Linked DNA regions of Homo sapiens: regions 2 and 3 are each linked to region 1. A link is a loop called in an ENCODE intact Hi-C map of the cell type or tissue named here. Cell type or tissue: PC-3. All regions are shown on one strand.

What was found. A loop is a pair of places that touch in the nucleus more often than their neighbours do. Peaks named below come from ENCODE experiments on the same cell type or tissue, not always from the same donor. Only the 100,000 strongest peaks of a DNase experiment are listed, where the experiment ranks them.
Region 2: it touches region 1 in a loop (7-fold over the local background); 3 of 110 quality-filtered maps call a loop at or near these places.
Region 3: a loop joins it to region 1, with 15 times the contacts of the local background. A loop is called at or near these places in 2 of 110 quality-filtered maps.

Annotation. Positions count from the first base shown.
Region 1 is chr4:123,583,739-123,591,738 of GRCh38, reverse strand. No RefSeq gene overlaps it. Among named protein-coding and RNA genes, the nearest start is that of LINC01091, 62 kb to the left of the region's middle. RefSeq lists enhancers at 2,858-2,907, 6,179-6,696. In PC-3, no CTCF peak of the experiment used is centred here; DNase peaks (open chromatin) are centred at 3,038 and 3,438; H3K4me3 peaks cover 1,126 bases; H3K27ac peaks cover 2,592 bases.
Region 2 is chr4:123,414,170-123,422,169 of GRCh38, reverse strand. No RefSeq gene overlaps it. Among named protein-coding and RNA genes, the nearest start is that of SPRY1, 21 kb to the right of the region's middle. RefSeq lists an enhancer at 3,306-3,863. In PC-3, no CTCF peak of the experiment used is centred here; DNase peaks (open chromatin) are centred at 399, 3,529 and 5,979; H3K4me3 peaks cover 612 bases; H3K27ac peaks cover 5,878 bases.
Region 3 is chr4:123,446,220-123,454,219 of GRCh38, reverse strand. No RefSeq gene overlaps it. Among named protein-coding and RNA genes, the nearest start is that of SPRY1, 53 kb to the right of the region's middle. In PC-3, no CTCF peak of the experiment used is centred here; DNase peaks (open chromatin) are centred at 1,469 and 4,239; H3K4me3 peaks cover 766 bases; H3K27ac peaks cover 3,175 bases.

The sequences.
Region 1 (8,000 bases):
ATACTAAAGAAAGAAGTTATATCTATACCCTCATTTTCACCAATATTTGCTTACTCAAACACACATAAACCATAAGAAAAGCCATGGCTTAGCTTAGAATGTCACTTAGAATGTAGATGTCACTCAACATCTTGGGATTTCTAAAGCATTCTATAGGACCAACAAGATACTCCCAAAAGAGAGTTTAAATAGAGGAGTTTGATTTTAATTTCAGAAATTTGTCTGTCGTAGAGTGGAAAATAAGAAAAGGCATGTGATAATTAAAAAGAAACATATACCTGTGAACACTTAAAAATTTGGGTTACAACTGAAGAGTACACCTGAAGAATAAGAGAATCTGTCTTGAGCATCATACTATATAGTACTGGTTTTCTCTTTTAAAAACTGCTCTTTATTTGATAGGTAAAGTTGACGCTGATTTGTGGCCCACAGGTGTCAAGTTCACATCCTTGTCTTCTTAACATTAACACTGATCCCAACTCCACCAAAGATCACAGGGGTCCAATAAATATTTCTTATTGATGTTAATAATGATGTGGATGGGCCGGGCACAGTGGCTCACACCTGTAATCCCAACACTTTGGGAGGGTGAGGTGGGCAGATCATGAGGTCAGGAGTTCGAGACCAGCCTGGCCAATATGGTAAAACCCCGTCTCTACTAAAAGTACAAAACTTACCTGGGCATGGTGGCATGCACCTGTAGTCCCAGCTACTTGGGAGGCTGAGGCAAGAGAATTGCTTAAACCCAGGAGGCAGAGGTTGCAGTGAGCTGAGATCACACCACTGCACTCCAGCCTGGGTGACAGAGCAAGACTCCATCTCAAAAAATAATAATAATAATAATAATGATGAAGATGATGTGGATGATCAAAATAGACCAGGGTTCAACAAACTAAGGCCCAACAGGCCAAATCTGACCCACTGCCTGTTCTAGTAAATAAAGTTTCATTGAACACAGCATATCCATTCATTTGCATGTCGCTTATGAGTGCTTTCATGCTATAAAAGCAGAGTTGAGGCCAGGCGCAGTGGCTCACACCTGTAATCCCAACACTTTGGGAGGCTGAGGTGGGCGAATCATGAGGTCAGGAGTTTGAGACCTGCCTGGCCAACATAGTGAAACCCCATCTCTACTAAAAATACTAAGAATTAGCTGGGTGTGGTGGCAGGCGCCTGTAATCCCAGCTACTTGGGAGGCTGAGGCAGGAGAATCAATTGAGCGCAGGAGACAGAGGTTGCAGTGAGCCGAGATCACGCCACTGCACTTCAGCCTGGGCGACAGTGTGAGACTCCGTCTCAAAAAACAAAAAAAAAAAAACAAAAAAAAAAAACAAAAAAAAAAATGCAGAGTTGGGTAGTTGGGATAAAACCACATGACTCACAAAACATAACATATTTACTATCTGTTCCATTACAGGAAAAGTTTGACAGCTCCTCATTTAGAAGATCCCTAAGGAGTCATTAAGTGGTAATTGTCACAAAGTTTTCACGTGTAACAAATATTCTTCAGAATCTGCTGTCGTCTTATAAATCCACCAATCTCATTATCAACCCTCCCCTGTGACTGAGGCCCTGATTTCTTTCTTATTTGCCATTTCTCCGTGTCTGCAATTATTCACAAGATAACTGGGGCATCTACTACCATTGATTCTTCTTCTTTAGTAAACACAAAAAAATGAATAATCAGAGAAAGATGTGGTAAAGACTCTAACAATGCATTCAGAAGTCAACAGCAGGGATTGTAAGCAATCTCTCGTTGTCATTTTAGTTGGGGTATTTGACATAACCCATAAAGCATCCCTCAGTGACATACCTGAAGGCTGTTACTTGGAAAGTTGAGCCAGTAAACTCAAAGAAGAAATATGATATATAGCACAGCTTATTATCAAAAAGGTTTGCACCTCTGCCTTAACTAACATATCCCAGTCAAATGAATGATAGTGAAACTGAAATAACATGAAACAGCCAAAAATATATTGTTTATCATTTCAAAGTAAAATGCTAGACAAGGTCAAGGATAATGTATAGTATCTCACAAGAAATATTATCCCTAGAGCATGACGATTTTCCACATGATATTCTGGAATTTTAAAAAAAATTAAAATATTGATTATATGGGTCTTCTTTCCTCTGTAGTTGCTGTTTCATTTGACATATGATTAGAATTATGCAATTTATCTTTCTTCCTTCCGAGAAGTTGAGAAATATCAGAATTTTGAACTGGAAGGATCTTAGTTCAACCCTTTGAATTTTATTGGATGAAATTGAGGCCCAAACCACACACCCAACGGAAGAAAAACTGAACTAAAACTAAGATCTTCTGACTCTTAGTCAAAAATTCTTTTTTACACCATGATGAGTCCATTTATCTTCACCTGTTGGATATGTCAGTAGATAATTACTTGGTGAAGAAATACTAAGAGGAAGCTTTGTTGTATATACTTCCTTCGTGGTGATTTAAGTTAAATTCTGAGGCCCTAAGCAAAACTTTTAGAAAAGGTCCCATCACTGTTGATTAACTGCAGAAGAACTGAAGAGTAAACAGCTGTTCAAAGGAAAGTCCTCATCTTAGTGAGGTCAGTCCCACTTGGGCTGACCTCACTAAGACGCAGGCACCGCTCTGCTCAGGCAGTAGTTACGACCAACCGCCTTTGGAAAAACTTGTAGTTCTTTTTTTGGTTACTCCCACTGCCCCTCCTGTTCCCTAGAGTGCACAGTAAAGACTAGATGGCTTCTGTATAATGACTGTGGTCAGCTATAAATATAAGGAAAATGAACATGCAACGTCTTGATGTCAAGCTAATTTTAGCTTAACAGTTTCATTTTAAGTATGCCCAACCAAGACTGGACACACCATGGTTCAAGTTTTAAAAATAGAAATTACAAAACCACAGCGTGGAACCCAAATTGTTCAGATTGTAGTAACAGTGACTGAAATGCTCTTGGTGATGTTGCCAACAGGAGGCCCTTCAATGCACAGTGGTGAGCTCCCAAACCACATGGATAAATAGATTCGGTCACCCCTATGAGGTGAACAATAGACCCTATGTTGTGGCTTCGGTTCTGTTGTCATGAATGTAAATAATTTCTCATCATTCATATGTGGACAATGCTCTGTGTGTTACAGAACACATTCTGTGGGCAGGTGTGGAAAAGTTTTCTTACCAAGTTTTATATACTGCCATCTCAATCTTTTACCTTACCTTTTGGAGTTAGCAGCGTGTCTGACTACTGTTTCAATCCACAGAACAGCTACAGAATCTGTCTGAAGATTCCAGCCTGCTATTTTTCTTCAAATCTGGGTTTCAATCTTGGTTAATGTTTGCCCAGAAATATGTAATTGCGGACTTCCTCCTCATAAACCCTTCCAGAGTGTAGGCTGCCAGTCTAGCATGCTATTATTATCTCTTTGCCTCAGGGCTAACGCAGGGTGTGCCCTCGTAGTCACAGGATAGATGATAACCTGCTCCCTGCCAGGAAGCCAGGATGGTTAGCAGCTGCCGCTAAGAAAAAACACATCTTGCATGTGTCCAGTATTGTTTGTATTTCTTCTCCTTTGGATAAACAAATTTTAACTGGTTTATTAAAAACTCACAGGCTGGGCACGGTGACTCACGCCTGTAATCCTAGCACTTTGAGAGGCCCAGGCGGGTGGATTGCCTGAGCTCAGGAGTTTGAGATCAGCCTGAGCAACACTGTGAAACCCCCATCTCTATTAAAATACAAAAAAATTAGCTGGACGTGGCAACATGTGCTTGTAATCCCAGTTACTTGGGAGTCTGAGGCAAGAGAATTGCTTGAACCCCAGAGACGGAAGTTGCAGTGAGCTGAGATCACGCCATTGCACTCCAGCCTGGGCAACAGAGTGAGACTCGGTCTCAAAAAAAAATAATAAAAAGTAAATAAATAAATAAAAATAAAAACTCATGCTCGCCTTTTTCTTTCTTTTTTCTTTTTCTTTTTTTGAGAACTCATTTACTCTATTCACATTAGTGACTGTGATTTGGATGTGCCTGTTCTCTGTTCCTCACTCAACCTAACTTACAGAGGAATTATTTTCCATTCATTGAATGTCACTTCCTTGTGAGGCTCTGTTACACACCTGCCCCCCACCCACCTGCCCCCAGAACATGAGCACACACATACAGACAATATTAGAGTTTAAAGCAATATTTTTTGTTTTTGAGACAGGCTCTTGCTTTGTCACCCAGGCTGGAATGCAGTGGCACGATCATAGCTCACTGCAGCCTTGACCTCCTGGGCTCAAGTGATCCTTCCACCTTGGCCTCCTGGGTAGCTGGGATTACAGGTGTGTGCCACCATGCCCAGCTAATTTTTGTAGTTTTAGTAAAGATGGAGTTTTACCATGTTGTCCTGGCTGGTCTTGAACTCCTGGGCTCAAGCAATCTGCCTGCCTTGGCCTCCCAAAGTGCTGGGATTACAGGTGCAAGCCACTGTGCTCCACTTACTGCAACCTTCTTTAGGCTACCCTAGTACTGTATTACATCTCTATTATAAAATACCATGGGCTGACTTGTATTATATTTGCCTATGTCCCTTCACATTTACTTCTTCAGCTAGATTGACCTTCTTATTGATCTCTGTATTCTCAGGGCTTACCAGTTAGTTCAGGCCTAAAATAAACTTAATTAGTAATGTCTTTTGTACTAAAGTATGATTTACATATGTCAAATTCTCCCTTTTTCATGTACAGTTCCGTGAAATTTGATAAATACATGCAGTCATGTAACCACCACCACCACAATCAAGATATAGACAAGTTCCATTACCCCAAAACATATCCCATCCTATTGCAGCTAACCCCTTCCCCTCAGCCCCAGTCCCTGGCATCCCTGTTTTCTGTTCCTATGGTCCTGCATGTTATATATATATGAAAGCATTCAGTCTGCAGTCTTTAGAGTATGGCTCCTGTCACTTAATATAATGCATTTGAGATCCATCCAAATTATTACTGTTATTACTGTAGCAGTAGTTCATTCCTTTTTATTGCTAAGAAGTATTCCATTTATAAATCTGCCACAGTAATTATACCCATTCCCAGTTGAGAGACATTTGAGTTGTTTCCAGCTTGAGGAGATAGTGAATAAAGTAGCTATAAATAATCACATTCAGCTTTTTATGTGAATACACATTTTTATTTAATTTGGATAAATAACTAGAATAGGATTACTGGGTCATAGTAAGTACAGGTTTAACTTCATAAGAACCTGCTTAACTGTTTGCCAGAGGCTATATTTCCTTTCACATTCCCAGCAGCTATCTATGAATTCTAGTTTCTCTACATCCTCACCAACACGTAACATAATCAGTTTCTTTGTATTTTAGCCATTTTAATAGATGTAATTTTAATTTTCATCTCCCTAGAAATTAATGATGTTGAGCACATTTTAGTGTGTCTATTTGCCGTCCATACTTCTTTAGCAAAATGTCTACTCAAATATTTTATTCATTTTGGGGGGGTTGTTTGTTTTCTTGGAGTTTTAAAAGTTTTTTTGTATAGTCTGGACATGCATTCTCCACCAGATATGTGAATTACAAATATTTCTCCCAATCTGCTTAATAAATATTTTTAAATAAAAAAAAGTAGAAAAAAAACAGTTCTTTTGAAAAGGGTTTATGAGATTTGAATGCACAAATGATGCAGATTTATACCTTCACATCTACAAATGAGTATGCAAGATGCTTAGAATAAGGTAATAAAAAATGGTAATAGCAAATCTAAACCTACTACTGGGAAATTATTTAAGTGTAGCACACAGGGAGATTTGTTTTAGAGGGTATGCACATTTCTCAGATTGCTTTAAAAAATTATCATTTAAAAACTTTTTTTAAAGAAAACCATAATAGAAAATGTGTTACATACATTTTAATGGGAAAATCAGATATTAGTCTTTCAAATCATTGGGTTTTGTTGTTGTTGTTTTTTGTTTTTGAGACAGAGTTTTGCTCTTATTTCCCAAGCTGGAGTACAATGGTGCGATCTCAGCTCACTGCAACCTCCGCCTCCCATGTTCAAGCGATTCTCCTGCCTCAGCCTCCCGAGTAGCTGGGATTACAGGCTGGGATTACATGTGCGCGCCACCAAACCTGGCTAATTTTTTGCATTTTTAGTAGAAACAGGGTTTCACCATGTTAGCCAGGCTGGTCTCGAACTCCTGACCTCAGGTGATGTGCCTGCCTCAGCCTCCCAAAGTGCTGGGATTACAGGCATAAGCCACCACACCCGGCCCAAATCATTCTTATGATAGATAGCAGTTATTAGAATAGGTATGTATATTTACCAAGACAAATCTGACAGGTAAACTGTTCAGTACCGAAAGCCTCCTCCTGACTCCCATTGAATTAAGTCTGTGAAAAGCATATTAAAGGATTATGCAGTCAGCCTTTGTGTGTGGACATTCAAAGAAGGTTCTTTACTATGTAGACTGTGAACCTAACATTCCTAAGAGGATCTTCAGTTCCATAATAAAGTGTTTCATTGTCAATCCTATTGAAAGCAAGATTTTACAGGAAGGGAGAAAGTTTTGTTACTGTTTCTACAAATGAGGTATTCTGACTTCAAGTGAACACCAACTTGGATCAAAGGATCCAAATATACCAAATGTTGCATTTTTTAGGCATACTTATTCTCAACCAATCAATGAATATGTACTGTTTGCACCATTTTATAAACATCACAGAAGAAGTACTAGATATGGTTGCTACCTTCCTCAGGAATTCCTTCTGTTAAAGAGACTAGAAAATACAAAATAATAGCCACAACACAGTATTGACTATCACATAAAAACCAAAGACATAACAAGAAGGACAGGTTGGATGGAAAAAGAGGAAGCTATAAATACTCACTGATTTCTGTCTTGTAGGCTATTTCTCTATTAACTATCCAAAAATGCCACCAAATACAATGTTAGCTACAACAGTTTATGGGCACAATAAGGGTCAGGGCTAATGATATGAAGTCAACTTCTGAATATTATATTTTCACAACTCATTCTGGCTGTAAGTAATGCTCAGAGGAGGGATAAAATGAAAGACTAGCAAAGTCAGAGAAAATTCCACAGATGAAATGGGATATAAACTGAACCTTAAAGGGTGGGTAGATTTTGCTTAACAGAAGAGAGAGAGAAGAAAAATATGAAAGAACCAAAAGAACAGTTGTGGAATTTGTCACTCTTTGGCCTCCTGGGTAATCTAATGCCCTTGTCCATTGTGGGAACTAAGATACCAGATATTTGCATTCTAAGTCTCCCTGACAATTAGTCTAACACATGACCTAGGTTCTGCCAATTGGAATCACCTGCCCTAGACTTGAAATCAATGTCCAGTGCCATGTCGGGAAGAAGCAAGGAGCATGCAGCATGCATGTGAACCATGGATAACTGGATCTTCATCCCAGAGGCAGCCAGGGCAGGGGCTCAAGAAGCAGGACCCATGTCATAGGGGCCCGCGGTATAGTCAACAGCACAGAAATATCTTCACTGGGTCTGTTTTGCCCTGTAATATGGGGCATTATTCCTGGATACATGACCTCCAAGTCCCAAATCTTTCTGGAAATTCTATGAGCCATCTAGTATATTTTTAATGTTTCTTTTCTGCTTAAATCAGCTAAAATTCATTTTAGACTAGTGATAGGTATTGCTGTTTATAGTAAGAACCTCTTTATCGAGCCTCATATCCTGGTATAATACATCAATTAGCATCCTATCCTCACTTTTCTTAGCAGGTAATGTAGCATAGGAGTCAGGGCATGGTTCTGGAATCTGATGACCCTGGGCTCAAACCCCAGCTCCATGTGAAAGCAAATCTACAGGGAAATCTGAGGCCCTCAGCCAAGTATATGATCACACCATACACTTCCATACCTTCCTCACCCATGGCCAATAAATATGTGATTGTTGAGTGTGAATTCTAGGGTCCAAGGTCCTTTCCTAAGTCTCATTAGAATCAATATGGAAGCACTTCGAGAGGCCAAGGTGGGC
Region 2 (8,000 bases), 170 kb after region 1:
AAGTACATCAGTTGTTTTAGCAAATGAGTTCTTTCATCGGAAAAGATGAAAGATGTCATCGTTCTAGTACGAGAATGATGTGCACTGAAGACACTACTTACAACTAAAAAGTTCGTTTAATGCATGGAACAAGAGAATAATAGAACTTGAGCATTCTACTGATATCATTTTCATATTTTTTAATATCAATAACTATGTGGATATACGCATAGCCAATCACAACTGTATGTAACTGAGCAGCCATTTAGAGCACTTAAGGAGAACAGAATACTTCTCTGAGGCTTTGACATGATAAACATATAAGTTCACTATCTAAACATTAAGTCATATTTTAAATGGATACTTTAAGCAATCGCTTCCTGTACAACCAGAATGAGATATATGCTGATTTTAATGACAGTGATAATAAAGTTGGTTACGTAATTCCAACCCAGTCACTGGGTAAAATGATGAGCATTAGTGTTCAGAGGCAAAGTTTCTTAAGGGAAATTATTATCATGATTAATGTGGTTAACATAAAAAGTGGTAGGCTAGTGGGGCGCTGGGAGGGATGGAACAGCTGCTTGACTCTCACAGCAAAACAAGGTTCACTTTTTTTAAAGTTTTTCTTTACGAGGTTATTTTGTCGTAATTGTTGGCAATATTAGATAGTAATAGTTTCTTTTAAATAGAAAACATATATTCTTGCCACTGAATTTCTACATTTTCACTGGCAATCCAAACTTCCTTAGTGCTCTTTTGCTTATCATCAGTGTTAGTTTTCCTGCAATAAATGTGCTTAGCTAGATAAGTACTAGAAAGCTTAAATGGACGAGTTGAGTTTTTCTCTTTTTCAACTCTCTGAAAACAACTTCACTTTATTAAGAAGATAGAAAGGTGGGAAGTAAATGAAACAAAACACAAATTTTGGTCTTCAGAGTGACTGTTTCCTGAAAGATTACTAAAATCCTCAATTCTAAAGATTCAATGAGTTTTAGAAGATCATAAAAAATAAAAGTAGAGGAGTGTTCCCCTAAATTTTTATTTTAGAAAATACAAGACATGGCTGGGCGCGGTGGCTCACACCTGTAATCCCAGCACTTTGGGAGGCCAAGGCAGAAGGATCACGAGGTCAGGAGTCTGAGACCAGCCTGGCCAACATGGTGAAACCCCGTCTCTACCAAAAATATAAAAATTAGCCGGGCGTGGTGGCGCACGCCTGTAATTCTAGCTACTCAGGAGGTTGAGGCAGAAGAATTGCTTGAACCTGGGAGGCAGAGGCTACAGTGAGCTGAGATCGCACCACTGCAGTCCCGCCTGAGCAACAGAGTGAGGCTCCATCTCAGACAGAAAAAAAAAAAAATGGAAAAGAAAGTTCAAGACACTAGGAGACAGGTAAATAATGTATCCAAATGATTGTTAAAGCCCATTTGTAACTAAGAAATGGGTAGCAGGATTATGTGTCATTTTTAATTCATTATACTCATCTGCATTTTCAAAAACAATGTTACAATAAACATGTTACTTTTATCAGCAGATAAGAGGATTTAAATGCTTTCCCATTTCCGGCTGCCAGGTCAGCCTCCTGATCCAGCTCTTAGTGGAGATCAAGAGCTTATACTTTTTTCCTAAATCCACACCACTGGCACAGCACTGAACGCGTCCCAGGTGCTCAGCAAGTCTGGACTGACTAATTAATTGATGTAGGGGTCCTTCACCTTTGTACACCTCTGTACTTAAAACACTGTTCTCAAGGGTGTCTAAACACACTTAGAAAAAGCTGCTCTGGTTTTAAACGACATATAAATTCCCTACTAAAGCAACTTCTCTCTGTTCATCATTACTCAAAAGCAGATGAGTAAGGTGACATTTCACGTTGCTAGTTAGAAGTGGCTTGGAACAAAAAGCCACTAACTTCTGGTTTAGACTTTGTTCACTCTAAAAATAAGTTACTTGGGGTATCAGATATGACCTAGTCTTTCCTTTTTTTTTTTTTTGACGGAGTCTCGCTCTGTCGCCAGGCTGGAGAGCAGTGGCACGATCAAGGTTCACTGCAACCTCCACCTCCAGGGTTCAAGGGATTCTCCCGCCTCAGCCTCCCAAGTAGCTGGGACTACAGGCACGCGCCACCACACCCATCTTTAGTAGAGATGGGATTTCACCATGTTGGCCAGGATGGTCTCAATCTCTTGGCCTTGTGATCCGCCTGCCTCGGCTTCCCAAAGTGCAGTGGCGTGAGCCACTGCGCCCAGCCTAGTCCTTAACGTTTTTATCAAGAGTGCTGCCTACACATTTCAATTGTAGATGTATTAAAATTGAGATTACTCATTTTTTCCAAAGAATGTGGGAAAGCGATTGCCATAATCTCCTTAAGGACAAGGTCTCCATCATCCTTCCACCTCTAGTGCTGGGGCCAGGATGTGGGGCAGAGTAGGTGCTTGGTAACTGTTGAGGATTTAATGAATCAATCAATCAGTACTCCTACACACCTACCTTGTCACAGGTGGACACAATATGTTTCACAGAGAAGAGTGGTCTAAAAATATTTATTCCAAGTATTAAGGTAAACACCCTATCACTACCCAAGACACAATAAAAGGGCAATAAAACATTGTTTTCTACACGTTAAGCACCTGAAATCTTTTTTTTTTTAATTTGAGTTGGAGTTTCACTCTTGTTGCCCAGGCACTTTTGTTGCCAGGCTGGAGTGCAATGGCGTGATCTCGGCTCACTGCAACCTCTGCCCCGCTGGCTCAAGAGATTCTCCTGTCTCAACCTCCCAAGTAGCTGGGATTACAGGTGCCCGCCACCACGCCCAGCTAATTTTTGTATTTTTAGTAGAGATGGGGTTTCACCATGTTGGCCAGGCTGGTCTCGAACTCCAGACCTCAGGTGATCCACCCGCCTTGGCCTCCCAAAGTGCTGGGATTACAGGCATGAACCACAGTGCCCAGTCCCTAAAACCATTTCATAAGAATATTTGTGGCTAATGATTAAATGTAATGGGAAATAAAGCCTTTTTAAGCTGAAGCTATTTTAACAAACAGGAGAATTCTAGAGTTGAATTATGTGTAAAACACAAAAAGACCTTGAATAAATGTCAACAAGTTATGAAAATTGTTCACCTCATAAAACATATAGATTTACAGCCTGAGTCAAAATGCATGGCTTAAAATGACGCTGTTTCTCTAGCATCTTCCAGGGAGTGCTTTCTTGGTTACTCTTCAGTGTTTTAATAATACTCTTTTTTCTTCTGCTTTTTAAAACTTTTGTGCTGTCAGATATATATGATACTCCATGCCACCTTGCTAATGCTAAGACAGCTATTGTATCCATAAAACCACTGCACAGTGTCTAAATCAGGAGCTGAATATGTTCTTCTACCTTTTATCGGCTCTAAAAAATGCAGAGCAAACATTATCTATTGTTAATTACCTGTAAAGTAGGGCTTTAGCCACTTCCCCTGTTTCTAAGAGCCCTGAAGTGAAACCTAAAAGAAGTCACCCATTGTTTTCAATTGTGCAAGGGCCAGGAGCAAACAGGGCTCAAATTGCAGCTCTGAAAGGCCACAGGAAATTGGCATACCACTAATCTGCACTCAACTATTCAAAGAAACAAAGCCTGCATTCCTGCTGAAAAACTCACCAGCAGAAACCCAAGGCAGATCTGTTCAGTAAGGACCACAGAATAAATCTGCAGAAATAAAAGTTTTTAATTAGAGTGCCATGAGACCTGGCTCTAGTTTCCTAGCTCTGAGAGTAACACACATCGTTTAGATTTCTACGTAGTCTTCCCAATTTTCTCCAAAATGAGACTACATAATTAGAATCCTTCCTGTTTAATGATGTCAGCAGGGATGGGGTTGGAGGAGATAATAAGAGGTCAACTGTTCACTATAGATAGCTGAGTTATAATAAACTAGAGTACTGAAATAATAAAAATGTAAGGGGATTTAAATTTACTTTTGTGTATTTGGGCTTTAAACATTCCCTGTAAACACAACAACGTTGTTTCTAAAGCATAGGAGTTGAATACAGTTAAGAAATTGGCCAGATTATCTTTCATATGGAACAGAGCAATTTAAAATGAGCTTCCTATAACATTCAAGTATGAAAATAAGGATTGTTTTTTTCAACTGGATATTCCATCACAGCAAAAGTCATGAGCCAAACCCTGATGCTTCAGCTGGTTTGGCCCATCTGCTTGATCTTACATAGTGAGAGCAGAATGAACTAACAGAATCAGGGAGTTTAGGTTCTAGTCCTAACTTTATCAATAAATGTGAAAATCATAATCCTCCCTGTGTTAGATTTTATCTGCAAAACTAGGCTAATAACTTGGCCCCTCTTTCACTCGTAAGTATGTCAAAAGCCCAATATGTTATAACCTAGGTACTTACAGAAAATGTGTGCAATATACAATCTGAGATATTACTGTATTTACTAATAATAGTGCTTTGAGTGATAGATTCCATAATATTATAGATCTATCCCCAAGACCATTCAAAAGTATTTACAGCCATAGTACATATGAAAAAAAAGAATGTTTTGAGGGGTTTCATGCCTATGCCAAGTTCAGCAAGAAGAGTAAACAATAGTTTAGTATCCAGGAGAAAGAGCATTAGCATCTAAGAAGCTGGGAAGGGCCCTGGCATTTTTTTTTTTTTTACTTTTTTAATTACTCTTAAGGATACTTTGGACGCTTAACAGAGAAGACCAAGTGGTTTGCATTATCAATAACTAAAAATACATTAGTAAAATGAAGGAGGAGTTGATTCCAGGCATTTCCATGTCAGGCCTATCTATTTGGGATGTTATAGAAAGGATGCATTATTATATCCCGTGAGAGGTGAGCCAATTCCACAGCCTTGAACATCTGTCTCCTCTAGTGCCAGAGGTTTTACTGCCACAATTCTTAAAATTAGTCTCCCCTGGAAACCTTAACATGATCAATGATATTACTGAAATTCTCTGCAGCAGATAATTACATATCTTTTTTAGAATTCTATTTACTAGTATTTGCTAGACAAAAATGACTTTAGGCAGGAGACACATCATGTCAGAATATATATTTTATTAATGCAGTGAATGGCCCTCTGGCCAGAAAAACAGAAGCCAAATATGGGCTTTTATGACTCGATTGTAAAATGCAGGGAAAAATATCAATGAATATTTATTGAGTGCCTACTATGGGCAAAGCACCTTAGGAGTACAGGTAAATCTACAACATAAACCCAGTCTGAAAGAATTATAATATGGAAGGGAGACAAGACATAAACACTAAAAACTCAACATTAAAAGTAATGATCAGTTTACAGAATGTTGTTACTAAAGAATTTCTGAGAGAGATTATTTTGCCATGATCCAGTCAGAAAAGTAGGATTTAAACCTTGTTGCAAAGAATAGGATTGAAAAGGCAAAGACAGTGTCTCAGGTCTGGAGTTGAAGGTGTGTTGCAGGGACAGAGAGCGAACCAATTCCACTGGATAGAAGATTTATGTTTCAGAAAAGTAGGAAAGAAGGGTGAAAGGGCAGGGTAGGAGTCTGAAAGCGCAGCCACAAATACGCAGTGCATGAGTTTTAACTTAATCCTAGACTTAATGTAAAGAGTGACTGCAGGAAAAGACGGCAGGGCAAGAGGCAAAGACAAGACTTGGGGTGTCAAAAAGACATACAGTCTGATGAACTGGAAAAGATTAATTTTTAATATGGTTATTTGTTATGCAGTCATGCTGTAGACCAGTAACATCATATGATAAATGACACAAATGTTTCCAAGTGTAAATCATCATATTCCAAGTAGGCAGCCACCAGTAGACACACATTTTCCATTGGGTCAAAAGGACCCAAAATTTTATTTGCACACAAAAGTATAGTTGTGTGTTTTTTCCCCTTGAGAACGGATCCCATAGGTAACATCTGAACAGCCCCCATCACGAAATCGCCGCTCTATGCTCCCCGCTGCCTGCGGTTGACTTAGTCATTTGTTGTGCCATAGGAAGGAGGTGACAGTTACTGCTTGGATATGTTTGTAGGGCATAACCTCAAAGGAACTTCCTCACACTCTATAGTAGAAAGAAATAAATGTTTGTTTTGAAAGATAAGTATGGGTAAGTAGAAAAAAATGCTCAAGGGCAAATACTTTTAAAAAAATGCTTTATGAAAGAATGTTGGGTTTTGTTTTTTTTCAAAAAAGGCAAGTTCAAGCAGACTATTTTTTTCCAAGAGTACTGCCTGCTTTTCTTCTTTCCAAAATTTGCCAGATTTTACAATCCACACAAAGCATATTTTCCCTAAGGATTAAGAGATCCTTTCTCCCTCATTAAAATTTTTATTTAAGAAATTAAGGGACCACAGGGTACCATATCCCATTATTTACATAGAGTGTGAAGTAATTTTGGACTCTCACACTTGACTTTTTTTTTTTACCAAACTTTGGAAATCAAGCAATGCCAGGTTCCTCAAATTCAAGTTTTGCTATTTTATAAAGATCACCTTAAAAAATTTTTTTTCCCAAGTCTCTACATGTGCCTCGTATATACCACCTATAAAATAGAAAAAAATTTAAATTCCAATACTATTATTTACAAGTATTTCAAATTAAAAGAAAAAAAAAAATAGCCGGGCGCGGTGCTCACACCTGTAATCCCAGCACTTTGGGAGGCCGAAGTGGGCGGATCACGTGAGGTCAGGAGTTTGAGACCAGCCTGACCCACACGGAGAAACCCCATCTCTACTAAAAATACAAAATTAGCCAGGCTTGGTGGCGCATTCCTATAATCCCAGCTACTTGGGAAGGCTGAGGAAGGAGAATCGCTTCAACCCGGGAGGTGGAGGTTGCGGTGAGCCGAGATCGCGCCATTGCACTCCAGCCTGGGCAACAAGAGCAAAACTCTGTCTCAAAATAAAGAAAAAAAATGACCAATTCCAAACCCAAACTATTTTGCCCTTCTTCTGTGTTGCTTCTGTAAGAATTCAGGTTTTATTGGATCTGCCTATCTTTATGCTATATTCTCTTCAGGAATTGTAAATTAAACTCCCAAACTTCAAGTACAAACAAGGTCCACATAATGAAAACAGTACAGGCCTTTAAAAGTATTGTTCATGTCTTTTTCTCATTCAGTTGGTTCTATTTCCTACTAGATGCTTATCCTTGAGCATGTCATTTCACCTTTCTCGGGTTCAATTTACTTTATTTTATTATTATTATTTTGAGACGGAGTTTTGTTCTTGCTGCGCAAGCTGGAGTGCAATGGCGTGATCTCGACTCACTGCAACCTCCACCTCACAGGTTCAAGCGATTCTCCTGCCTCAGCCTCCCAAGTAGCTGGGATTACAGGTGTGAGCCACCACGCCTGGCTTTGTTGTTGTTGTTGTTGTTTTGAGACGGAGTCTCGCTCTGTGGCCCAGGCTGGAGTGCAGTGGCATGATCTCGGCTCACTGCAAGCTCCGCCTCCCGGCTTAACGTCATTCTCCTGCTTCAGCCTCCCGAGTAGCTGGGACTACAGGCGCCCGCCACTACACCCAGCTAATTTTTTATATTTTTAGTAGAGACGGGGTTTCACCGTGTTAGCCAGGCTGGTCTCGAACTCCTGACCTCAGGTGATCCGCCCGCCTCGGCCTCCCAAAGCGCTGGGATTACAGGGATTACATATTGCCCAATCACCTTCCTTCCTTTCTCTATCATCATCACCACCACCAGCAGGCAGAGAAAAATACAGGGAATAAGGAAAACCAAGACTCTTTATGTTGCAAACATTTTTTTTCTTTTCTTTTTTTTTTTTTTGAGGCAGAATCTCGCTCTGTCGCCCAGGCTGGAGTGCAGTGGCGAGATCTCGGCTCACTCCAAGCTCCGCCTCCTGGGTTCATGCCATTCGCCTGCCTCAGCTGGGACTACAGGCGCCCGCCACCACGCCTGGCTAATTTTTTAATTTTTAGTTGGGAGGGGGTTTCACTGTGTTAGCCAGGATGGTCTCGATTTCCTGACCTCGTGATCCGCCCACCTCGGCCTCCCAAAGTGCT
Region 3 (8,000 bases), 140 kb after region 1:
GGGGAGGCGCAGGGTCCTCTAAGGCAGGGAGGGGCAGTGCACCAGGATAAGGCCTGGTTGCCTAGGTCTAAGGACGATACTGGAAGTAGATGGTGTCCCCTGCCAGTGTTAGAGACCTGCATCATTAAACCTGTATTTGTCCAATCCTAAACCCATTCTTTCTAACTTTAGTACTTTAATTTATGTGGATTATAGAGGTACAATGATTTCAAACAATGGGCTATAGTATTCTGAAAAGGACCTTGAGATTTCTGAAGTTAAAAAAAGAAGATATAGAAAGCAGTTCTCCTCCTTATACTGGTTGCCTTATTTCGCTGAGGAAGGAAACTGAGCTACCAAATCTACTGTTATTAAATTTACACTTATTTACCTTCATTCAGATGTCGTCCTATGAACTTAGATTTTAGATGGACTCAGAGAAGTACCCCGATTGCCTTTCCTGTCAGAAAGCAACATTGGAAGTAAGTACACAAGGTGCTGCACTGCCAGGCAATGCCTTCTTGTCCATCGTCACGGTGCCTAGGAGGAACTGGGATTCCTTGTCCCAGGGGCCAATTTCTCAAACCAAAAAAAAAAAAAAAAAAAGATTCTAAATAGGTTTGCCTCCTGCCTCCCGCAAGGGAGACTGGCACACAGCTAATGGGCTCCAGCAGGACCCTCAGAGCCTGAAAGATGTACCATAATTTCCCTTTTGTGACTAACAGCAGTTCCCTGGTGCGTCACACAGCATTTTACATGTAGCGATGAATGGTTCATTAGCTCATTCCTCATCCTCTAAGCTGTGTGTAAGCTGGATTCCTTCTTCAGTGTGTTCATTTAACTTTTCTTCTTTTTTCCTCAATTTTTCTTTTCTTTCAGTTTCATTTGGATGCCTTTAAAAAAAAAGTCATTCTGTACTTTTGCCATTCTAAAGTCACCACAATCTCTCCATTCTCATTGTTTAATAAAGCCATTTTCCTTCTTGTGAGTCTCTCCCCTTCAATTATTCACAACACTCTCCTGTAGGATGATGTGTGTCACTATCAGCTGACCTGACCTCACTGTGGTCATCTTTTTTACTCCATCTGCCTTGTGACTGAAAAACACTGTAACACCTAAATTACATTATAAATTATAGATGGAGACAATTGAAGATTGTGATATAGGCTAGAAATAAGCCTTTGTTTGTTTTAGCTTAGATGGTCGTGGAGGGGTGGATGGGCTTATGATGTGTAGTTAAATCAAACATCCAAAAATGCATGATAACAACTGCAAAGACTGAAATAGAAGCTCCAACAGACCAGCCCACCTCTGAGGAGAGCCAGAGAAATGAAGGGATCAGAGAGAATGGAGGAGGATGAAAATACCAGTGAAAGAGCTGCTTCTGTTTATGTCTACTCACCAGATATACAAATTACTAATGATGAGCAACACTACAAGCAAATCTTTTAATCATGCCTTTTTCTAGCTACCAGTGATGACAGCAGCATTGGCAAGTCTCCCAGAATGGCACATGTGAGAGTTCCTCTATCTGATAGTAGGTAGTGTGGATATCAAGTACTATCTGATGTAGCAAAACTTCTTTTAATTTAGGAAATTATCATTTAATCAGACACAGTTTGTTCCATTCTGAATGGTTGTATTTTGTTCTTGGTTGAGTTCATGGATTAGAATAACCCAGGACATGAAAACCTAACCCATGATAAGATTTAGAATTGCTTGCTGTTAAGGATCTTCAAAAAAGTTTCACCTACTTTGAATGTACCTACTTTGAAAATTTAAAACACAGGAAAATTAAAATTAAGTATACAAAGTAAATATATATAAAAATTCTTTCCTGCAGTTACTTTCATCTGAGTTTTTTCCCACTGAACTATACATGGATTCTTTAATTTTTTTTAACTTAGGAGAGTTTAGTAATTATGAACTATGAATTTTTTCTTCCTTTTTAAAAAAAGTAATTATAATTCAAAAGAATCAGGAAAAAATCCACCAGCAAATAGAACTGAAATATGTTCTAAAAGATTAATGTTACTTCTCCAACATGTTTAACTATTAATGTGATATACAGTTTAAATTAATTTATTTCACCTCTAAATTTTGAATATTTTAAAATTACTCTTTGTTCACTATAACTAATAGTAGCTGCTGGCATTTCCTTCTCCAAACATCACTAGACTTTAAAGTTCTAGTGATTCAGACAAGGCTTTTTTCTCTATTTGAAAATACCAAAACTATTTGCTCCCTGAGAGAGGGGATATTGTCTTACTCATTATCTGTCTCTAGTACCACCTAATTCAAAGTGGATAGTCAATAAATATTTTTTGAAATCAAATGAAAATTTTTTTAAAGACAGGGTCTTGCTCTGTCACCCAGGCTGGAATGCAGTGGTGTGATCAGGGCTCACTGCAGTCTCAATCTCCTGGGCTCAACTGATCCTCCCACCTCAGCCCCACTAGTAGCTGGGACCACAGGTGTGAACCACCATGCCCAGCTAATTTTAAAATTTTTTTTGTAGTCAATGTATTGCCCAGGCTGGTCTCAAATTCCTGAGCTCAAGCCATCCTCTGGTTTTGGTCTCCCAAAGTATTGGGATTACAGGAGTGAGCCATGACCAGGCCAAATGAAATTTAAAATCAACTTTAAGCTCTCAAAATTTGCCACTTGTGAATAGCAGACTAAAAAAACAAAAATAAAACCTCATTCTCCCTATGACAATGGAAACCCAAATGCCTAGCATCACCAAAATATATTAACATCTTAAATACCTAATTTATTATTTAAGGCATAACTCAGATACCAAAGGAATATAGTGTTCTGGTAAAAATAAGATCTTAATAATTTAGGCCAATAAAGGAGCCTACCAGCTTGACTAAGTACAATGGCGCATTATTTTACTACAGTACTGTTGTTCTAATTTATTCAGCATCTACATATGCAGACCTTAAAGGTGTTTTAATGTATAGCAAGTGTAACTTCCTAACTTTTTAGAGTTTGGTTGATTTGGATATATCTTTAAAGGTCATTGGTTTAGTGAATAAAATAGTATCTCATTTATCTAGTAGTATCAGAAATAAGATATTTCAATTTTGTATATTTTGAGAGAACTCTTTCTAAATCTAAATCTAAAGTGACCTACACACTTCCCTACCTTGTTAAGGAAAGTGAACATAATTTAATTTTCCTGATGGCTCAGAGATTTCCTCATGAGCCTCCATCCCTACACAATTTCACTACAATGGCTGTAGGACCCAGAGCAGGTAGGCTGCTTTTCCCTTACATAACACCATGTATGTATGTGATATTACACAGTTCACAGAATTGTTATGAACACATCAGTGCATTTAATTTGTATTAAGTGGTTCCAGACTGCCATACTTTTTAGTTTCTTCAGCAGTTTTTCTACGTTCTAATTTGCTTTCAGATTGTTTGGCTGTCACTGCTTGCAGCTAATAGTGCCTCCTTTGGGTTCCTCCCTACAGATTTCTAATTATCAGTCTCCAGTTTCATATAACTTAAATAGGAGATAGGCAGATGTGTTAAAACTGTCTCTAAAATAGGCTGGGCATAGTGGCCCATGCCTATAATCCCAGAACTTTGGGAGGATAAGGAGGGAGGATCACATGAGGCCAAGAGTTTGAGAACAGCCTGGGCAACCCAGCAAGACCCCATCTCTGTAAAACAGTAAAATTACCCAGGTGTGGTGGCATGCCCTTGTAGACCCAGCTACTCAGAGGCTGAGGCAGGAAAATTCCTTGAGCCCAGGAATTTGAGGCTGTAGTGAGCTATGGTCTCATCACTGCACTCTAGCCTGGACCACAGAGTAAGACCTTGTCTCTAAAACAAACAAACAAACAAACAAACAAAATTATCTCTAAGTGAACTTAGAGTTGAAGTGAAGCTTTGGGAAATTCTATAAATATTAATGTTCATAAGCCATGGCACGTGGATTTTCTGATAGCCCTTTAGTCTTCACAAAGCCAGTATTCTTAAAGCTATTAATCATATTCCATCCATCCATCCAAATAATACTTACATGCAGAGTGCCTCCCAGAGTCAGAAACTAATATATAACAGGATTACAATGATTAATAAAACAAATATGGTCATTACCCTAATGGAATGTACAATTTAGGAGAGAGAAAGGCAATAAACAAGTGAACAAGCAAATAAACACTTAACTGCAACCCTGGTATGTATGTTCTCATTGTGATTATAGTAACCACAAATCCCCAACATGATCACTGTAGTATAATTACCTTCTATTTATACTGCTTAGTACTTCGTGGCATTTTCATGTTAACCACAAAAGTTAGGAAGTGAAAGCCTTGACAAACAGGAAACTAAGATTCAGAGAACTTTATAAGGTCAGTGGTCCAACCAGAGCTTGAACAAAGTAAATCTGATTCCCCCAACCCCCATCTTGTGTTCTTTCCATTTGATGAAAGGACATAGCTTGGAACAAGCTCCATAGAGGAGCTATCTTTCCTTCACTATCCCTAGGTTTTATCACCTACAAAGCCCACCGCAATCTTTCGAGGCTGGTTCATTAACAATTTGACAAGTTTGTATTCGTTCTTTAAAAATTCGACCTCTACCCAGCAAGTTATTGAATACCCTTAGCAAAGTCACTCAATAAACAATGATAGTGGTTAGAATAGGTTCTCATGGGAGATAAGGTTTCATTTCAGGGATGTTTTCTTTCAGTCACCAGTAAAATATCTGAGCAGCACCATCTTGCAGAACAAGATACAAGGCACTCAGAGGGGCAAGGCAGTAAAGACATTTTAGTGATTTTAATTAAGAAGGTAGTGAATTTTAGTCGTGAATACCACAAAGGAGGGGTAGCAGAGGAAAAGGACAAAGAACAAGGACCAGGACTTGGAAGTCATCAGCATTAATAGGTTATAGAAAGTACAGTGCTCAAGAAAGACCCCTGTGAATGTGTGAGCTGAGTTATATAAAGAGGCAGAGACCCTGGTGCTGGTAGGACCAAAGTCACATGCCTGAAGACCAAGAGATCTGAGATTGTGCCAGCAAAAGAATTTCAAGAACTTCAGAGAGCCACATTTCAGTCAAGGGAATTAAACTCAAATTTTAGGGTGGCATAGGTGAAATTAAATATTAGTAAATATTGGCAAATATAATAATTCAACAAATGTCTTGTTTATTTAATGACAAAACAAATATCCAGTTAACTGAAGACAGCCATTGCCATATGATAGTTTACCATGGCTTTATTTATTTATTATTATTATTTTGAGTTGGAGTTTCACTCCTCCACCTATTGTGTTCAAGCGATTCTCCTACCTCAGCCTCCCAAGCAGCTAGGATTACAGGAAAGTGCCACCACGCCCAGCTAATTTTGTTGTTTTAGTAAAGATGGGGTTTTGCCATGTTGGCCAGGCTGGTCTCGAACTCTTGACCTCAGGTGATCCACCCGTCTCAGCCTCCAAAAGCACTGGGATTACAGGTGTGAGCCACCACACCCAATCAACTTTCAATAAATTTTTAAGAAAATATTTTAATGGTCTTCCTAATTAAAAGAATCTGACCAGGCGCTGTGGCTGTAATGTAATCCCAATTCTTTGGCATGTCAAGGCGAGCAGATCACTTGAGGCCAAGAGTTCGAGACCAGCCTGGCCAACACAGTGAAACTCCTTCTCTACCAAAAATACAAAAATTAGCCAAGCGTGCTGGCACGTGCCTGTAATCCCAGCTACTCCAGGGGTTGAGGCAGGAGAATTTCTTGAACCCAGGAGGCAGGGGTGATGGTGAGCCGAGATCATGCAACGGTACTCCAGCCTGGGGGAAAAAGCAAGACTCTGTCTCCAAAAGAAAAAAAAATCTACTTTGGCTTACTCTAATTATTTTTTGTGATTATATACATAATAATCATCAAATTGGTTTTGTGGCCTTTTATTACCACACCTCTGTGCTCTCTTTAAGATTAACCTCATCGGTAATTTACTATTATATTATGTTTTTCAGTGAAAGAATAATTTTATGTTTTGTATTTACATATCATTCCCTATAAAAGTGAAAAGTAGACATTGCTATCTTAAGTATGCAAAAAATTAGCTTCCTAGGCATGACAAGAAAAGAATATATTTTCATTTTTAACATATATTTAAACTTTATATAGCATTGCTATACTAATATGCTAATAATAAGCTAATAAATGTTTGTTGACTTGAGCATCACAACTACATAGTTTTTTGTTTGCATGTTTGTTGTCTTTTTTGTTGTTGGTGGTGGTGGTTGCCAGAAATATGATACAATACATCCAACTAACTGCTTTAATAACCAAGTAAATTAGGGGAAGGTTTTTAGCCCCTTTTGGAAATGATCAACAGAAGAATCTTGGTCTCCAGAGTCCTATCTCTACTCTTTTTTAGTTAATATATAAGCTAAATTCTTCTAATAAAGAATTTACTATTCTATATTCCCATGAAATAAAAAGAGAAGCATTTTCAGAAAGGAGGAGTTTAAGGAAAATAAAGTTGGGCTCAGTAGCTCCCTGCACTTTGGGAGGCCAAGGTGGGAGGATTGCTTGAGCTCAGGAGTTCAAGACCAAGCCTGGGCGACATAGTGAGAACTCATCTCTATAAAAAATAAAATTCTCTACAAAAAATAAAACTCATCTCTACTAAAAATAAAATTAGTCAGGCGTGGTGGTGTATGCCTATAGTCCCAGCTACTTGGGAGGCTGACGCAGAAGGATTGCTTGAGCTGGTGAGACTGAGGCTGTAGTGGGCTGAAATCAGACCACTGCACCACTCCAGCCTGGGTGACAGGGAAAGACCCTGTCTCAAAAAAAAAAAAAAAAAAAAGGTAGGGGAAGGGAGGGGAGGGGAGGGGAGAGGAGAGGGAAGAGGAGGGAAAGGGAGGGGAGGGGCACTGCTATGACCCAGTCTCCTGTTGTCTGTAAGTCACAAAGATAAACAGATTCAGTATTTTCATTGCTACCCACCCAAAAGCCCCAAAGGAGATTTCCAGTGTCCTCCCTTGTCATCCATGCAGGCCGACCGATTCTCAAAACAGTCCCAAAGCTAAGGACACCCTTGTTTGAAAAAAAAAAAAAAAAAAAAAGTCGAAGAAGAATGCCACACCATTTTGGCATTTTTCCAAAACTCAATTGCTACCACTCACATTAACACCACAGCCCTACAGAGACATAAAGAAGTACGCCCCTGCTAACAGGAAGATGCATTGAAACCAAACGAAATCTACCAACGCTTGAATGGCATGTTTTCATTTCACTCAGTGATCTCTGAACATTGATCTTCCCTTGATCATTTCCCAATTTCCTAGGCTCAACCAGGGAAACCCACTGAATAGCAAGTAATCTAGCAAATTCTTTACCTTCTCTGTTAGTATAATTGATCAACAATATCCATTGCTCTTTTAAAACACATGGATGTAGATGTATATATATATACACATTTATGTATCACTGTATTCTTTTTTTTTTTTTTTTTTTGAGACGGAGTTTTGCTCTTGTCACCCAGGCTGGAGTGTAATGGCTCATTGCAACCTCCACCTCCCAGGTTCAAGTTATTCTCCTGCCTCAGCCTCCCGAGTAGCTGGGATTACAGGTGCCCACCACCACACCTGGCTAATTTTTGTATTTTTAGTACAGACGGGGTTTCACCATGTTGCTTGGCCAGGCTGGTCTCGAACTCCCGACCTCAGGTGATCCACTCGCCTTCGCCTCCCAAAGTGCTGGCATTGCAGGCATGAGCCACTGTGCCTGGCCTATCACTGTATTCTCAAAAGTATTTTTAGAAAATTTGGCATGTTTCATGCTGATTTTTTGAGAGAAATATAGTTAACTAGTAAAGCACAAATTAAAATTGAAAAGGTAGAGCACACCAATCATTTTTCTTTGTGATATACACACATGCATAATATTTATGAAAACAACCATTCTTAAGCATTGAAACAAGGCCATTGGGAACCTTGGACTTGGTTTGGGTACATCTAGAACATTTACATGATGGTGAGTTCCTGCTGCTTCA